2 separate regions of the Homo sapiens genome follow, and region 1 is linked to region 2. Evidence: chromatin contacts called from ENCODE POLR2A ChIA-PET data. All regions are on one chromosome and are shown on one strand. Each heading gives the region's core, a stretch centred on a gene start or an enhancer-like site at or near the end of the contact. The rest is flanking DNA. Distances are from core to core; before and after follow the strand shown. Region 1 holds the start of FZD10-AS1 (FZD10 antisense RNA 1). Region 2 has its middle 34 kb from the start of LINC02419.

Evidence for each region. ChIA-PET counts read pairs that join two places held with the same protein, here RNA polymerase II (POLR2A).
Region 1: POLR2A ChIA-PET joins it to region 2 with 13 read pairs in HEK293. The contact joins the promoter of FZD10-AS1 here to the enhancer-like site in region 2. POLR2A ChIA-PET finds 5 or more read pairs at or near these places in 3 of 52 experiments (HEK293, Panc1 and activated T-cell).

The regions. Positions count from the first base shown.
Region 1 is chr12:130,159,879-130,162,941 of GRCh38, forward strand. FZD10-AS1 (FZD10 antisense RNA 1) reads right to left here and starts at 1,800. Exons shown (of 4, transcript NR_033834.1): 1 at 779-1,800. It overlaps FZD10 (frizzled class receptor 10), which reads left to right and starts at 2,586. Exons shown (of 1, transcript NM_007197.4): 1 at 2,586-3,063. RefSeq lists enhancers at 1,066-1,632, 1,633-2,199.
Region 2 is chr12:130,103,443-130,106,704 of GRCh38, forward strand. No RefSeq gene overlaps it. Among named protein-coding and RNA genes, the nearest start is that of LINC02419, 34 kb to the left of the region's middle. Within about 2 kb of position 1,314, at least 3 of the 41 ENCODE cell types and tissues checked have a DNase peak (open chromatin) inside an H3K27ac peak, as active enhancers do.

The DNA.
Region 1 (3,063 bases), core at 550-3,049, 57 kb after region 2:
GGCCATCAAAAGAGCCTTTTCATTTATTAGTTACAGACTTATCTTCCAGTTGCTGATTTCTCAGAACCCTCATTTCTCTATAATAAAGTCTATTTGTTGGTTTCCATCTCAGCTGGACAGGGCGAAGCACTTCTGCAGACATTTTTATAAAAAACGAGAGAAAAAGGCAATCTGAAGTGGTTATAGCTAAAATAATGGGCCTGAACGTGGCTGAATTAAAACAGCACAGAAAAGATCAATTAGGAGGCACTTTCTCAAATAGCTCACACCCAGCTCCCGGCGTTTGGCTCTCACTCTTGCACTAAATATTTCTAATAGTTGCTGAGGGAGAGACACAAAAAGGAAAAGAAGGAAAATAGGGCCCAGGAAGGACCTTTGCCAGGAAAATTCTAGAAAAGCCAAGTGATTTCCGCTGAATTAATTTTAATTTAAAGGTCCTGAAAAATTACTCACTAGACAAAAAACAACAACAACAAAAAAAAAAACACTATAATAAAAATGGCAGTCTTTCAAAAATAAAATCATGCAACTTTTCACTTGGGAAATAACACAGTTGAAGGTGGTGTTCTAACTGCCCGGAGTTTCTACCTTCTTTTTCACTTTCTCCCTCACCCCGACTTCCTCCAGCACCTCCTAGTGAGACCCAGGACACCCAGGGACAGCGACCCAGGGGTGGGTGCCTGAACCTGCCTATTAATTCTGGGATTCTGGGCGCTCAAATGTCTGTTGAACGGATGAATGAATGAGTGGAAAGGTGAGATTTCCCCAAGTTTCTTACCGATGTAAAAATTGTAGGGCTTGTTTTAATTAAAAGCCAATACTCTCCGAGGAAGTGGCCCCCTCCTGCACGGCGTGCAGAAAGCTGGTCAGTGAGGGGGGTTCCTGGCGGGCCCCATCTCCTTCCCGGGCGCTTCCTAGGGAGACCTTGCCCCGTGCGCAGCGTCCCCACCGCGGGGGCCCGTGCAGCCGCCCCCCACGCCGGGTGGAGCGCCGCCAACGCGGGAAGCCCCAGCACTGCCTCCAAAGATGTCCGCACACTCCACCCTGCTCCCTGGAACTATCCTCAAACGGGCAGGGGGCAAGCGAGGCCGGTGGACGCGGGACTCGCTCCTCTGACCTCTCCCCGGCCCCCCGGGAGGTAGCGGGAGATTGCACACGCGATCCTGCGAGTTTCCGAACTTTGGAAGATCGTGACCCGGAGAGACCCTGGGAGGAGAGGGCCGGCCACCTCCTAGGGGTGCTGTTTTTTTAAGGGTCAACCCAGGACGCTACGGGAAGCACCTGGCGCATCCTTGGGAACAGTGGGGCTTGGCGGTGGGCGCCCACCGCGAACGCCCTGGGCGGGGGAAGGGAATGGCGGGGGGACGTCGTGTCCTAAGTGACCCCGTCACAGACCCGCCCCAATCCGAGGGGGGATGAGCTCAGAGGACCTGCCCAGGACGCTCCTTCTCCACTTTCCAGGAAAACCGAGCGGCGTGCGCGCCTCCGTGTCCTCGCGGGAGCTGGGGGTCCCCGGGCAGGCGCTGACGCGCTCCTCCCACGACCCACTCCATCCCACCCTACTCCGGGTCCTCCTGCGGGGCTGCAGCCAAGGAGGGCGCTGGCCGGGCACATCACTCGCCAAATCACATAAATACCCCACGAGCGAATGACTTCCTATAATAAATAAACTCAGCCGCCAAGAAGGCATCTCCAGCCCTGCTGGCGCGAGGCCCCGGCTCTGCGGCTTCGGAGGGGGCGGGGGTCACCGCGGTACAAACCAAGCCCGCACTTCCCGCGGGGTGGGAGGCGGTGTTCAAAGTCCCGGGACGCTTCCCGCCCCTCCCCCTTCCCGCCTTCTTAGAGGAGACCTCGGATGAGCGGCCCTAAAATCCGGATTCTCGAGCCCCTCCCCCTCCCCTTAGCTCGTCTCTTTGAAATTTCAAAGAAAATCCCTCCTCGGAGCCCGGAGCCCGGGGCTGGTAGCACCTCCCCAGCCTCAGGAAGATGCGGGCAGGTTTACAAGCAAGGGCCTACTTTATGGCCCAGGCTATAAAACGCAAATCCCACCTCCCTTTGAAAGCGCCCTCCGCCCGGGACTCACCATAAAAGGAAGAGAAGATGCACCCCGCGCCCCTCGCCGCGGACCACCCCCAAACCCCTTCTCCCGCCAGTCCCCGAACTTCCCGTAACCTCGGCGTCCTCGGGGTGCCGGGGACCATCCCGGGGACCGCCGGGAAAGGGGGCGCCGGCGGAGAGGATAGCGAGAGGCAAAGTTGGAGGCCAGGCAGAGAGAGGGCGAGGAGAGGCGGGCGGGACTGCCGGGGAGGGTCGCAGCGCGCAGAGCCCCGCGCGCCAGGCGGGCTGTCCCGGGGCTGGCGGGCGACGCGGGCGGGACTAGGCGCTGCGCCCCCCGCAGGCTGGGCTGCAGGCCGGGGGGGATCGGCCCCCGCGGGGCCCGGGAGCCCGCGGCGGGGCGGCGGGGAGGAGGCTGCCCCGGGCCGCTGCGCTTTCTCATGCAAAGCAGCGGCGGGGCGGGGCGCGCGGCCCGGGGGCGGGGCCTGTCAGCGCTCGGCTTTTCTGCCCCCCTTTGCCTTTTTGCGAGTCTTCTCATCCCGGGACGCAAACCTCGAAACAGCTGCCGGCTGGTCCCGGCCGAGGCCGGCGCAGGGAGGGAGGAGCCGCCCGGGCTGTGGGGGCGCCGCGAGCTGGGCCGGCCTCGGTGTGCCCGCGCCGCCAGCCCGCTCCAGACGCGCCACCTGGGCGCTCCAAGAAGAGGCCGAAGTTTGCCGCGGCCGTGAGTTGGAGCTCGCGCCGGGCCGCTGCGCCGGGAGCTCCGGGGGCTTCCCTCGCTTCCCGGTATTGTTTGCAAACTTTGCTGCTCTCCGCCGCGGCCCCCAACTCGGCGGACGCCGGGCGCGGAGAGCCGAGCCGGGGGCGCTGTGCGCAGCGCTCGGGCCAGGCCGGGCGGGCATGGGCGGGGGCCCGAGCAGGGGTGGAGAGCCGGGGCCAGCAGCAGCCCGTGCCCGGGAGCGGCGGCGCTGAGGGGCGCGGAGCTCCCCGCGAGGACACGTCCAACGCCAG
Region 2 (3,262 bases), core at 64-2,563:
GATCACAGGTGTGCGCCACCACGCCTGGCTAATTTTTGTATTTTTAGTAGAGACGGGGTTTCACCACGTTGGTCAGGCTGGTTTCGAACTCCTGACCTCGTGATCTGCCCACCTCGGCCTCCCAAAGTGCTGGGATTATAGGTGTGAGCCACCATGCCCGGCCTTAATCTTGGTTTTAAAAAGAAAAAAGGATGTGTATATGCATCACAGAATTCTGGAAGAATATTCTAGAAATCGTTCCAGTAGTTATCTCTGTCAAATAGGGCAGGGGAAGGGGTGGGGGAAAATTTTCACCTTTAAATTTAAAACAAATGTATTTGCAATAGTTTTAGATTTACAGAAAAATTGTAAAGATAGTACCGAGGCTGTAAACCTATAAAACCACTCTTAAAAATAAAGTTTATTAGTTTAAATTTGTTAAAAAGTTAATACCGAGAACTCCCGTGTACCCTTTAGCCAGTTTTATTTCCCCAAATGTTATCCTCTCATCTTCCCATGTCCATTTGTCAAAGCTGAGACACCAGCCTTGGCACTCACTACTGTCTGAACCTCAGACCTCATTCCAACGTCCCCAGTTCCCCCTTAGGCTCCTGTTCCTGTTCCAGGGTCCCGTCGGGAGCTCATGCTGCAGAGGGTCATCCTGGCTCCTTCGGGTCCTCCTGACTGTGGCCACTTCTCAGTCTTTGTTTTTCAAGTTTGTCAGGCATGTTATAGAACATCCTTCAGGTGGGGTTTGTCAGGTGCTTTTCGTCACAATTAGACTGGGTTTGAGGGAAGAACGCCGGAAGCAACGTGCCCTTGTCTTCACATCATATGGGGCAGTCACGAGGTGTAAACCTTGGCGACCAGGTGGCATCTGCCAGGTGTCTCCACTTTTCCCTTTCCCTGAGCTGTGCAGAAGTGAGTCCCTAAGTGCTGGGGGAGGGGGCGTAGGAAGGGTTAGTTAAGCTCCTCCTCCCCCGGGAACATCCACTCATTTTATTTGTCATTCTTCTTTTACATTTAAACCCTTCTGCGAGGTTTCCCTTTCAACCTATGCACGTATTATTCCATAATTTAAACATATAGTTCCCCAAACAAACAAACAACTAGAAACAAATGTAAGTCGCTGGACAAAACTCAGGGGTCGGATTCCCTGGCCCTTAGCCAAAAGCAAAGCTTTCCGTTCTCCGGGAAAGAAAATAAACCCAGTCCCCTTTGAGATCCAGGGCAGGGGAGAGGAAAATGACTCGGAAACCCTGTTGTGAGAAGCACGTTGCTATCCCGGATGAAGGGCCATTTCAGCCCTAAGCTCAAAGCCGGAGCTCCGACCAGCACTCTCAGGACGCCTGGGTGCTGGCCACGTGGTTGAGCCAGGCAGGAGGAGGCGTTGTCAGGGGCACAGAAGAAACCAGAAACTCATTAGCTGGGACCCCAGCCGGGACCTTTGCCCCACTGGTGACCTTGGGAAAGCCTCTTAGCTTCCTTGGCCACTTCCGTGGTGGTCGAGTGAGGATTCCGAGTTCTGCCTGCCTGCGTGAAAAATATCTTTTGATGATTGATTAGCTAATGCTTGGAAACAGCTCCGGCACTGGAAGCCAGTTCCCCAGAAAGTGCTAAGCAGTGTTATTAAGGGATCAAACAGGAAGGCCTTTGTGTGTGATGCCAAGATGATTTTGTTAAATTATGAAACTTGCTTTGATAAACTGCCTGGAGGTGCCATCTGTGACATGCTTAATGTTTTTTTCCCCACTTCCCTGAGCTTATTGAATTATTTGTACACAATTTATTTTACTTTCATAGGGCATTAAATTACTCTGAGACCTTGAAATATTTTACAGCCAATTCAAGGCATCTGGAGGCTGTCAGGAGGGTTTTTGATGGATTTTGTCTTTAGGAGATGAAACAGGGGGAGTATTCTACAAATGAGGGAGGGCGGGACCTGTTGCATGTAAAAGTTGCTTTCAACTCTGTTTAACATGGGTGCTTTAAATTTTCAGCTGCTGCGGAAATGCTTTTATAAAATACATGAAGGAATCGAGGTACATTTAATCATCTCTGTATCTTAATCAGGAACATTTATCAAAGCCCTTTATTAGGGGAAATTTGAAATGTATACCAACGGAGAGAAAATACGATGGCTCCTGGTGGATTTATTACACTGCTGCAGCGATCCTCAAACTGAGGCCGGCCTCTGTGGTCTCTATGCCTACTCCTTCCATGAACCCCACGGGGAAGTCTGAAGCAGCTTCCAGATACCACAGCGGCATTTCATGAGTAAATAAGAATGCTATTTTTGAGTAGCCCAAGAGTTGTGCTGTTCTCACCGGGGATGCTTAACTATGACCTTGGAAAAGCTCCTCCTCGCCCTGGCAGGGGTCAAAGTCGCTAGGAGGTGGGTCACTGGCTGGAACAAGCCAGGTGTGAAAAGTCAGCGCTCGCAGGGGACCCCAGTCTTGAATGTTCACCTTCCAGGACAGCGTCTTCTGACGGGTCCTGGGCATGAGCGCCGCGCTCCTCGGGAAGCACACAGAAGTGTTTTTATTGGATCATCTGTGATGTCGCAGAGTGGGGAGTCAAGTCGCCGGCACTCCCTGACAGGCTGTGCTATTCCAGGCACCCTCCTTTAACCTCTAGCTGCAAAGCTTCCTCCTCTAACTTTCCTTCTGCTGTGCTTTCCCGAAGCTGACAGCAGCACCTTGACCGCAGTGTTATGGTTCTCAAAGTTTTCTGTCCATTGGAATCTGCCGGGCAGCTGGCTAAAAATCTTGACTGCTCTCATACATCACTGATGGACGTGCGGGTTGATACAACTTAACGGGGAATGCAATGGGGTCAAAACTATCCAACATTTCAAATGCATATACCATTTGACCCTGAAATAGGAAACTGTCTTAGACAGACTTGCCCACGTGGATTTTTTATTACACCAAAATACCTGGAAGCCATCTAAAATGGCTAGCCACATAAAAACATGGATGGCAGTCCCTCCGTACGATGTAATATAATGCAGGCATTAAAAAGGAAAAGGGAAATTTTAAAAAAGAAAGGAGCAAGGTGCAGAACTACGGAAACAATGTTACCACGGGAGGAAGGAAGACAGAATACATGTGTATGTCCTTGTGTGTAGGTATCAATATATAGATACTATGATGGTTCGTTTCATGTGTCAACTTAACTGGACTAAGGGATTCCCAGATAGCTGGTTAACATTCTTTCTAGGTGTGTCTGTGAGATTGTTTCTGGAAAAGATTGTCATTTGAGTTGTTAGATTGAGCAAAGA